Regions from separate parts of the Mus musculus genome. Here region 1 is linked to region 2. The links are chromatin loops, found by intact Hi-C in ENCODE. Cell type or tissue: left cerebral cortex. All regions are shown on one strand. Each heading gives the region's core, and the rest is flanking DNA. Links, peaks and the distances in the headings are about the cores only.

Region 1 (5,382 bases), core at 106-5,105, 230 kb after region 2:
CTTCTGAGTATATATTATAGCTATTAACTTAGTGTTTTATGGGACTCCTAACTGTGAGAACAAACGGATCCCTGACTCTTGTGCATAACCTTAAAATAGTTGTCCTTCAGTTGGATTGCTGAGTCCAATTTCAATATAATAGTTTTCTTTCACATTATAATTTTATTTTGTCATGTTTGGTTGTAGAAGCCTGTCCTTTTCTAATGAGAGACAGAAAGAATTTGAAGAGGAGGGGAGATGGGGAGCAACAGGGAGAAGTAGAGGAAATAATAATCAGGATATATTATCCTCAGGTAAAAACTAACTTGTGTCACCTCACTCCCCATTCTCTGCCAGTGTTGCTGAGAAATCAGAGTCTTAAAAGTGCCACTGTTCAGAAGTATTTAATTAACACTTAAGGCATACTAGAAAAAACTATTGCTTCTAAAATTTACTTGAGATTTTTCTTTAGACATTATGACCATTAATAAACTATGATTATCCAATGAAGGGCAATTCAGTTTACAGTCCTTAAAAACAAAACCAAGAGGCACAGAAATATCAAGAATTCTATTTTTTTCTTTTATTGGAAACAGATTCTTATCAGGGCAGTGGTGGTATACCTTCAATCCCAGCACTCAGGAGGCAGAGGCAGGTAAGTCTTTGTGAGTTTGAGGTCAGCTTAAGCTACAGAGTGAGTTCCCAGGACAGCCAGAGCTATACAGTGAAAATAAAAACAGCCCCTAAAGTCAAGTTTTACCATAAGACCTAAATCTGAATTTCTTTTCATGTAAAAACAGTCACTTCCTATAATGGATGGGGCTCCTCCAGAAAAGATGCTCAACACAGTCGTCTCCAGGCATATTTTTACCAGTAAGAAAGTGAATGTACAGTGTATGACTGTTTCATCCCCTTCTTTTCCCAGGAACAAATTCCAGCCGGAGAATGAGCCCAACACACAATAATAAGTCAAGCTATTATTTTTCCAGCTTGTGTCTTCTTTCACATAAATCATTAAATAAGCCAGTGTACTTCTATTTTAGTATTCATTAGCATTATATTGTGCCAAAATTACAGTAGTTTAATTCTTTTACTTTCAAAGCAGCTGATCTGGTAAAGGCTGCCTTCACTCAAACTTGACCTTGTTTTTTTTTTTTTTTGTTTTTTTGCTTTGTTTTGTTGTTTAATTTTCAAGACTTTGTTTTTATTATTTCTTTCTTTCTATGTATGTATGTATGTATGTATGTATTATTTCTTTCTTTCTATGTATGTATGTATGTATGTATGTATGTATGTATGTATATCTGTGTCTAGATGTGTGTCAATGAGTGCAGATATCCAAGAAGGCCAAAGATCCTGAAGCTAGAGTTAAAGGCAGTTATGAACTATTTAAAAAGGGTGTTAAAAACTGAACTTGGGTCCTGTCCAAGAGCCACACCTACTGTTAATTGCTGAGTCATCTCTCTAGACTCTATGCTTAGTTTGAGGGGTTTTGTTTGTTTGATTGTTTGGTTTAGTTTAGTTGATACAGGGTATCAGGATGGCTCTGGCTGCTGCCATGGCACTATGTAGAGAGGCTAGTCTCCAACTCACAGAGATGTGCCTGCCTCAAACCTCCAAAGTGCTGGGACTATGCTCGTCTTTTGTTGGCTTTTTAAAACAGTCTTCTTTAAAATTATTGTAATTATTTTATGTCAGATGTTGGGACCATTTAGTTATTTAGTTGTCTAGTTTGTTTGTTCTGAGACAGAATCTCAATTATATAGACCCAGTGCTGGCATTACAGACCTGTGCCACCCACCAATTTAGAGACTCAACTACTTCTGCTAGGATCTAAGGCATGCACCATCATCGAATTGGCTTGAAACTTTAATTTCTTTAAACAAGTGACCAATTTAAACTCCTGCTTTTCACACATTGCTTCTATTTCAGAATGTGTACCTGCTATATTCTAGAAATGAACCTGAAGGTAGAAACAAAACAAAACAAAACATACAGCTACAAAACAAAACAAATGAAAATAAAGTCACCCTCCAGCTATGTAATCTGACAGTTTGGTACTCTCACTAAGCAAAAATAAACTCAAAAGAAAGGGCATCAATAAACAAAGTAGCAGATCCTGCAATAGTCAGCAGTGAAAAGAAAAAGATGCCTGTCTTAACACAAAGATGACAAAATAAACAAACAAAAAAATTAAAATTCACTACCAGAGAAACACGATTCCATTTCTGAATCCCAGCAACTAAAGAGAAATGTTATTTATATTAGGAAATACAAGTACGCATGCTTATAGAGGCACTTTCCAATACACCACTACTGAAGAAGCATCCTGAACACTTTTGAAGTGTATTTCAGAATGTCCCTGAAATATCGACTGACAAATCACTGAGCCAACTGTAGTAGAAGGGGACATATAACCCACTGAGGTGTGTGAGATTTCTGAACTCCAAGTCATACTAGACAACTGGTGAAGAACTCAGTAAGTATTCCTCCTGCGTTTGAGGGTTTGCAATATGAAAATATTAATAAAAGGCACAATCATGAGCTGGAAACATGGCTCAGTTACTGCTCCATTAGAGGACTGGAGTTTGGATCCTGGCACCATCTGGTGGATGACAAATGCCTGTAACTCTTATAACTCTTAGTTCCAAAGGATTTCTGAAGCCCTGCCCTACCACACATTGACTGACACACACACACACACACACACTCTCGATCTTTCTCTCTCTCTCTCTCATACACACACACACATATACACACACACTGAATAAAAAGAAATATAATCAAAACTACAAATATCATGTTTTAACTTGTTTTAAGTTTGCCAATCCTACCTTACATAATATATTCTTTTTGAACACAAAAAAATAAAATAAATTAAAATTAGTTCAGGGGAATTGAGAGGACCAGGGTGCTTTTTGGGGAGTGGGGGATATCTTTACAAATGTCAAATAAACCTAACGAAAGCAAGAAACACTGTTGTATTTCACAAAAACAGACCCTCATAAGTTGGTTGATCAGCTAGAATTTATACTAGAACCGTCATTGTGTCCATGATGAGCTAGCTAGTTTGTTATTTACAAAAAAAAAAAAAAAAAAAAAAACCCAGAGCAAGATGATCTGATTTATGGTGCATGATAAACATATCCAAATTTGAGAAGAAATGTGGTGAGTTATTTTAATGCTAAAGGTATTCATTAAAATTACATTTAAGTTGTCTGTCAGTCTCTGCATTTCCTCTTATTCTTATATACCTTATTCATTTCTTCATATATCAAATATCTAAGAACTGAGAAAGATGGAGGATGGATGGACAGAAATACACAGAAATAGACAGGCTAACATAAATGGATAGCATATATGCAAAGCAAAGGTTTAGAAAAATGTCCTAATAGTTTACACAGAATCAAATGTTACACACACACACACATGAGCATGACTTTATTATGAAATAGAGACAAGCATAATGGTCAGAAACAGAATGTTTGCATAGCTAATGTTCAAATTAGGTTTGTATCCTACATAGGTTTGATTTAATTGCTCCACTCATTTAATTCAAAGTAAGTAAATCCAAGCAGCACTTTCCTATGGAAAGTAGTAATAATAACTAAGAAGCATGTGGTCGCACTCCCTGTAGTCCTAGCTATTCAGGAGGCTTGAGAAAGGAGGGTCACCTGAGCCCAGGAGTTGGAGATCAACCTGAGTAATATACCCAAGACCCCATTTCAAGATAAAACAAAAGAAATGAAAAGAAAACAAATTAGCAAGGTCTTAACAAAAGTTCTCTAGTCATAAGTATATATGACAGAATAAAATACTTAGTGACACCCCCTCCCCCATGCACTAAATGAAATTGCAACAATCTGATACATCTCCAAAAGGTGCTAACAGTATTTAAAAAGAGGCTTTGTTTTACTCACCTGTAAACCTCTCCTTCTCAGAATACTCGAATCATCCATAGCAAATATCAGACAAAAAAAAGCCACTCCCCAGACACCAACTACTAGCACCTATTTACTGCTGAATAAAGAGGTAAACAGTCCATTCAGAACAGCAGGCTGTGCCCAGTAACCCAGCAAACAGCTAACCTAGGACACAATTATTGCCTAATACTAAAATATAGAAAACTCTCATTAGAATCAAAGCAGGAACAGAGAAAATACTTGATATTTGCTTTTCTTTTCCATACATAGCCTCCTTTGTCTGAAATTATCTTAAGTACCAAGAGAAGAACAAAGGTCCCAGGAAAAGCAACTGCAATCTTTGCTATCCAGACTTCACTGCTTATTAAAAAGGTTTGGCAAACAAAACAAGAGTCTCCACCTACAGCTACTAAGCTCGTAAAATCGGTGTCACGTTTTCCTTTCCAAAAATAAAAGCATTCCACGTCCATTTCTGAAGGTAAATATGCTTCAAAAATATAAAAACAACAACAAAAAAAACATATTATTCTGCTGCCTCTTTTCGGGCTCAAACTGATACAAAACCAGTTATTGTTTTGGTTAAGTCGGCAAAATTCCTTTCATCCTTTGTACAGACAAAGCAAATGTCAGATTCTTTCGATACTGTCACAGACTCTTTTGTTTCTTTATCGCTAGCTACGCAGATCTCCCCTTCTTGGACAGTCCCAAAGCCTCTTCCGCCACCCTCCACCCTGAAGCCTGGACCATTGCTAAGGTTGGTCTCTCAGCTCTTTTATGTCCTTGGAAGGATGAAAGTACACGTGCTGTGAGTTCTGAGCACGGATGAATTCATTCATCTATTCATCGCTGACAGTGCTGCCACAGGAAACGCTCCCTATTCCACCAGATGTCTAAAAGGACACAGCCAGCAAAAGCATAGCTTCACCAAGCTATAATAAGCTCAGAATTATTTCTTTGGTCACTGCCTGCCATACTTGAAGCAGGACTTCAGCCACATTTAAAGATGTCTATCCCTTAATTCATGAAACAAAACACACTGTTTTAGATTTCAAGACTGAAAAGGTTATCTCTTATGACAGGACTCTAACTTAAATACTCATAAGTGTTTAAATTCTCTAGCATTGTAGAAATTGTTAAAATCCCAGGAAAAAAAATGGAAAATTGAAACAAGTTGTGATTCTTCTAATAAATCACATGAAAATTAGAGAAAGTAGGACTACATTATCAAGATGATTACTATATTACCTTCTAGTTTACGACAATTGTTCTTTACACTATAGGACATACTGCAAAAATTATTAACCCCGCAAGAGATTCCAGAAATGAACCCAAATTTCCTATTTTGATAGAAACGGGCATGTACAGAACACCTAATCAGCCTTTTACATTCTGTAAGGAGTAAACATACCAGCAGCTATGTGGCAGATTCAGTATGTATCCCAGGGGGAGGAAAAGCTGCCCTTCTATAGCTATGCCAGCT
Region 2 (5,382 bases), core at 200-5,199:
ACCTCTGTGTGGCAGTCAGGTTGTTAGTGGAATCAGGAATCAGCATTTGGGAAGACCCTCTGCTTCCTTCTCATATAGGAAAATTTACAGGGCAGAGTCTGGGTACCTAGTTTCCCATTCTCCAGCCTGGCCTCTGTTCAGACTGTGACCTGCTTTTGTAAGGAACCCCAGGAAACCCACAACCACCATACTTACAAAGATGAGTAGATTGAAGAGGAACATCATGACCTTAATGAATTTGAAGCACTGCATGGTGTGTCCTGGGAAACAGACATGCACAAATTAGGGCCTTACCTCCCACTTGCCCTGGGCTGGCTGTGTTTTTTTGAGTCCAACATCTTGTTATTTCTCACCAAATTTCCCCTGCATCTGGACTCTAATATCTCAGAACTTTTTCCAGTCCTTTTGTTGACACGTATGCCCACCTGTACTAGTTCTCAGATCTTAATATCCCCAGATCCCCATGCAGGTATTACAAGCCTGATCTCACACTCCAGACCACTCAACACCCTTGCCTGACACCTGTCTTTCCTAATCCTCTTTCTAAACCAATCTCAGATTCTTCAGTACCCACCAATGGCTTTTTCTAGCACCCCAAACCTGTTTTTAGACTGGTACCTATTCATAGATTAATCCCTGGTCTATGCCATCACCTGCTTCAGGGCTCTTGGCAATAGGTTCTGAACGGGATCTGTTGCACTCCAGAAGGAACAGAACAGCTCCAGGAAACTGCCACTCAGTGTGCTGGCAGAACGCTGAAGGAGCGGCTAGTCCTCGCAAAACACTACTCACCTACAGGTGGGGCAGGTGTTTTAAAACCTCCTGGCCGCAGGCCCGCCCGCTGGCCCCACCCAAGGCTGATTAGCCTTCTTTGCCCCTGCTGCCCCCTACTGCCTGGAGATAAGTTCCCAACACTGAAAGCAATAATTAAATCTCTACCTGGAAATGTCACCATAGACTCTGCCTCTCCTGAAAAGGGGTGTATGGGGCAGCAGTGTCAGGAGCTGGACAAGTAGCTTTCTAGAACTTTTGGGTGCCTCGCTCACAATAGTGTGATATGATTCTTACCTTGAAACTGTGTGTTTACTGGCACCCACATCTGCTCGAGCTGCCACCCATATGTTTACACACAAAACTCAGTCACGGGGGGCTGGTGAGATGGCTCAACAGGTAAGAGCACCCGACTGCTCTTCCGAAGGTCCTGAGTTCAAATTCCGGCAACCACATGGTGGCTCACAACCATCCATAATGAGATCTGACTCCCTCTTCTAGAGTGTCAGAAGACAGCTACAGTGTACTTACATATAATAAATAATAAATAAATCTTAAAAAAAAAAAGGGCTGGTGAGATGGCTCAGTGGGTAAGAGCACCCGACTGCTCTTCCGAAAGTCCAGAGTTCAAATCCCAGCAACCACATGGTGGCTCACAACCATCCGTAACAAGATCTGACTCCCTCTTCTGGTGTGTCTGAAGACAGCTACAGTGTACTTACATATAATAATAAATAAATCTTTAAAAAAAAAAACTCAGTCACGTATATAACATAGAGTGATACTCTTTTTTTTTTTCCTTTTTTCTTTTGGTTTTTCAAGACAGGGCAGGGTTTCTCTGTGTAGACCTGGTTGTCCTGGAACTCACTCTGTAGACCAGGCTGACCTCAAACTCAAAAATCTGCCTGCCTCTGCCTCCCAAGTGCTGGGATTAAAGGGATGCACCACCACTGCCCAGCAGAGTGGTACTCTTGAATGTAAATGAACATGTCTCACACTGTCTCTTGCGTGTTCACACACACATAAGTATATGCACACACTCGTGAGCACGTGCGTGCACGCACACACACACATATGCACACACAAACAAATGTACATTCATGTGCATACACTTATGAGAACACACACACATGCTCATACATATGCACGCTCATACATATGCACACACATACACTTGCACATGGGTGCACACACACACACACACACACACACTTTCAAGGATATGATCATGGTCCTCTGTTCTCACCACAGAACAGGAAATGGTTGTTTTTCCTCTTCCTTTCACAAAACCCACAAGACTTCAAGGTCACCGTCATCATCCTCTTCCTCCTCCTCCTCCTCCTCCTTTTCCTCCTCTTCCTCCTCCTCCTCCTTCTTTACATCCTTTTGCCTGCATATCTCTGATGTGTGAGCCTGGTTCTTACGGAGTTCAGAGCAGCCCATCAGATCCCCTGGAGTCCTGGAACTGAAAGTTAAGGAGGCAGTGAGCCACCATGTGGGTGCTGGAAATCAAACCAAGGTCCTTTGCAGCCTCAACCACTATGTCATTTCTCCAGCCCCCCCCCCCGCCCCCCCCCCACTCTTCTTTTCCCCCTCTCCATATTCTGGAATCCAGAGTATGGCCCTGGTCATTCTGCCAGCAGGTGGCACTATGGGCCTACAAAGGAGACACTATCACCCCAAGGTTCTGTAACCCTTCTTTTCTGGGGCTCCCTCTTTGTTTTCCTACTCCAAGCTTCCTGGTTGAGAGGTTCTTCACAAGTCCTTGCTCCCCAAATTCTGGTTCTGTCATTTCTTAGCTGTGTGGGCCCTGGGGATTTTTATTTGTTTATTTATTTGTTTTTATTTTTGTTCTTTCAAGACAGGGTCTCACTATGTACCTCTGGCTGTCGTGGTGCTATGTACGACAGGCTGGCTCAAACCTACAGAGATCGCCTGCCTCTGACTCCCAAATGCTGGGATTCTTTAATCCCATGTGTGTCACTGTGCCTGGCCATTTTTTTATTTATTTATTCATTTATTTACTTATTTATTTTAAAGATTTATTTATTTATTATATGCTTTAAGTACACTGTAGCTGTCTTCAGACACTCCAGAAGAAGGCGCCAGATCTCATTACGGATGGTTGTGAGCCACCATGTGGTTGCTGGGATTTGAACTCAGGACCTTCAGAAGAGCAGTCAGTGCTCTTAACCGCTGAGCCATCTCTCCAGCCCCATTTTATTTATTTTTAAATTTAAATTGTATTTAACATGTATGAATGTTTTGTGTGCATGTGTGTCTGTTCTGTGCACCCTGTCCAGAGGCTAGAAGAAAAGAGATCTCCTAGAAATACAGTTACAGACAGGAATCCTGTAAGTGTTGGAAATCAAACTGGGTCCTCTGGAAGAGCAGCAAGTGCTCTTAATGGTTGAGCCAACTTTCCAGCCCCTATTTATTTATTTATTTATTTATCCTGTGTGGGGGGGGTTGGGGGTGGGGGGAGGAGGGGTCTATATTGACCTGGCTGTTCTGGAGCTCCTGACTTGCCTTGAACTCAGAAACCTGCCTGATCCTGTCTCCAGAGTGCTGGGATCATAAGTGTGAGCCACCAACCTGGCTTTATTTCTTTCGAGAAGAGGTCTCACTCTGTAGTTCCAGACTTGCCTCAAACTTGGACAGCTGAAGCAGGACTGTGTCAAGCGCTAGGATTGCAGTTGTGAAACGCCACACCCAACTAACTAGAATTCTTGGTCGTCCTGCCTCAGCCTCCCTAATGCTAGAGTTCCAGGTATGTGTCATCCCACCCCACTACTCTGCCGAGATTTGTTTTTCTGTCTCCGTTTCCTGGTCTGTGTAAGAGAGTAGTTGACTCAGAACAAGGAGCACTAAGAGGTCAGAGCAGAGAGCACTACTAGCGTGATTATGGGATGGATTTAGGGGAGGGATGATGATGGGAGAGAGATGGTATGTGTGTGTCCTGCTAGGGACAGCACCCAGGGCTTTGCACACCAGAGACAAATGCCCTGTCGCTTGAGCTACGTTCCCTGACTTGAGGAAGTGGATTGATTTTTATGACTACTTTTGTTTTCTTGAGAAACGGAGTCACCATGGAACCCTGGCTTGTGTAGGACTCACTATGTAGCCTCAGTTGACCTTGAACTTGCAATGGTCTTTCTTCTACCTCTACCTCACAAAGTGGGGGAATTTCTGGCTTGTGCCACTACACCCAAAGAAGTGGGTTTTTATTTGTGTTGGTGAGTGCGTGTGTGTTCATGTGTGTGTGTGTGTTTATTCACATGTATGCAGGTGCCTACAGAGGTCAAAAGAAAGTATCACCTGGAGGTGCTGGGTGTCTCCTGCAAGAGCAGTAAGCATTCCTAACTGCTGAACCATCTCTCTAGCCCGGAAGTGGATTTTTTAGTTTGTTGTTTTTGATTGGAAGGAGGCAACTGTAGAGACAGAGAAAGCAGATAATATTACAGGTAATAAGCCAGTGGGACATGCCTGTATTAGCAGCTACTCTGGAGGCTGAGGCAAGAAGATCTTTTGATCCTACAAGCTTAAAACCCTTCTGGCCAAGAGGTGGTAAGATCCCATCTCAAAACTGAAACAAATGGGCAGAGCTTGGTGGTCAGTACCCATTATCCCAGCACTCAGGAGGCAAGGGCATGTGGATCTCTGAGGTCCAGCCAGTCAGAGCCATTCCAAACTATACTATAAAGCTTGCCTTAAATGTGCAACATGCTTTGGATTTTTTGTTTTGTTTTTTTGCACAACAAAACTATAAAATAGACTTTTGTTTTTTTTGTCTGTTTGCTCTAAGTTGTTTTTGTCTGCTTATTTGGTTGGGTTGGGATTTTTGTGATTGTAGGTCCCACATAGGCCATCCACTGACTCTATGAAGCTAAAGATGACCTCAAACTCTTGAAGCTGTTGGCTCCCACCTCCACATGGGTTTTAGGTGGGATTATAGGTGTATATTGCCACCATTTTAGACTTTCTTTTTAATCCATATTTTCTTTTTTTTTTCTTTTCTTTTTTTTTTCTAAACAGGGTTTCTCTGTGTAGCCCTGGCTGTCCTGGAACTCACTCTGTAGACCAGGCTGGCCTGGAACTCAGAAATCCGCCTGCCTCTGCCTCCTGAGTAGGCGTGTGCCACCACGTCCGGCTAATCCATATTTTAAATACAGGGAAAAAAACAGAAGCCCAGAAAGCCAAAGGACCTGTTAGGGTCACATAACTTGTGACTGGTAGAGCCAGAACTCAACCTGTCAGTCTACCCTAGACACTAATGGAATCTCTAAGGAGGCAGGCAAGTGACGTCCATGAAGATCCGGGATGGAGACTTTGGCCCAGAGCCTGAATAAGGACAGAGGCTCACAGGAATAGTGGCTAAAAGTTAAGGAAGTCAAAGTAGGGCATGGTGAGGCCCCAAGGTGCAGGAAGGATGACAGAAGAGAGACAGAGGCCTAAGGTGTGGAGAAACTGGCAAATCCAAATCCTCGGCTTCTTGGAGGGCAGGGTGACACTGTCATTCCTGTAGGCCTCCCACAAGACCCGGGAAGCCAGGGTTAGAGCCTCTTCCCCGTCATCCACAGGGCTTTCTCTTTCATCTCAGGAAGAACCCTG

Evidence for each region. A loop is a pair of places that touch in the nucleus more often than their neighbours do. Peaks named below come from ENCODE experiments on the same cell type or tissue, not always from the same donor. Only the 100,000 strongest peaks of a DNase experiment are listed, where the experiment ranks them.
Region 1: it touches region 2 in a loop (2.1-fold over the local background); 3 of 42 quality-filtered maps call a loop at or near these places.

What each region holds. Positions count from the first base shown.
Region 1 is chr4:116,401,464-116,406,845 of GRCm38, forward strand. The region is part of intron 3 of Mast2 (microtubule associated serine/threonine kinase 2); the gene reads right to left. Among named protein-coding and RNA genes, the nearest start is that of Mast2, 60 kb to the right of the region's middle. In left cerebral cortex, for the core only: a CTCF peak has its summit at 2,601 (motif pointing left); DNase peaks (open chromatin) are centred at 889, 1,612, 2,574, 4,338 and 1 more place; H3K4me3 peaks cover 2,288 bases; H3K27ac peaks cover 2,298 bases.
Region 2 is chr4:116,166,813-116,172,194 of GRCm38, forward strand. It overlaps Tspan1 (tetraspanin 1), which reads right to left and starts at 786. Exons shown (of 8, transcript NM_133681.4): 1 at 654-786; 2 at 196-260. The coding sequence starts at 252. In left cerebral cortex, for the core only: CTCF peaks have their summits at 899 (motif pointing left) and 2,417 (motif pointing right); a DNase peak (open chromatin) is centred at 2,428.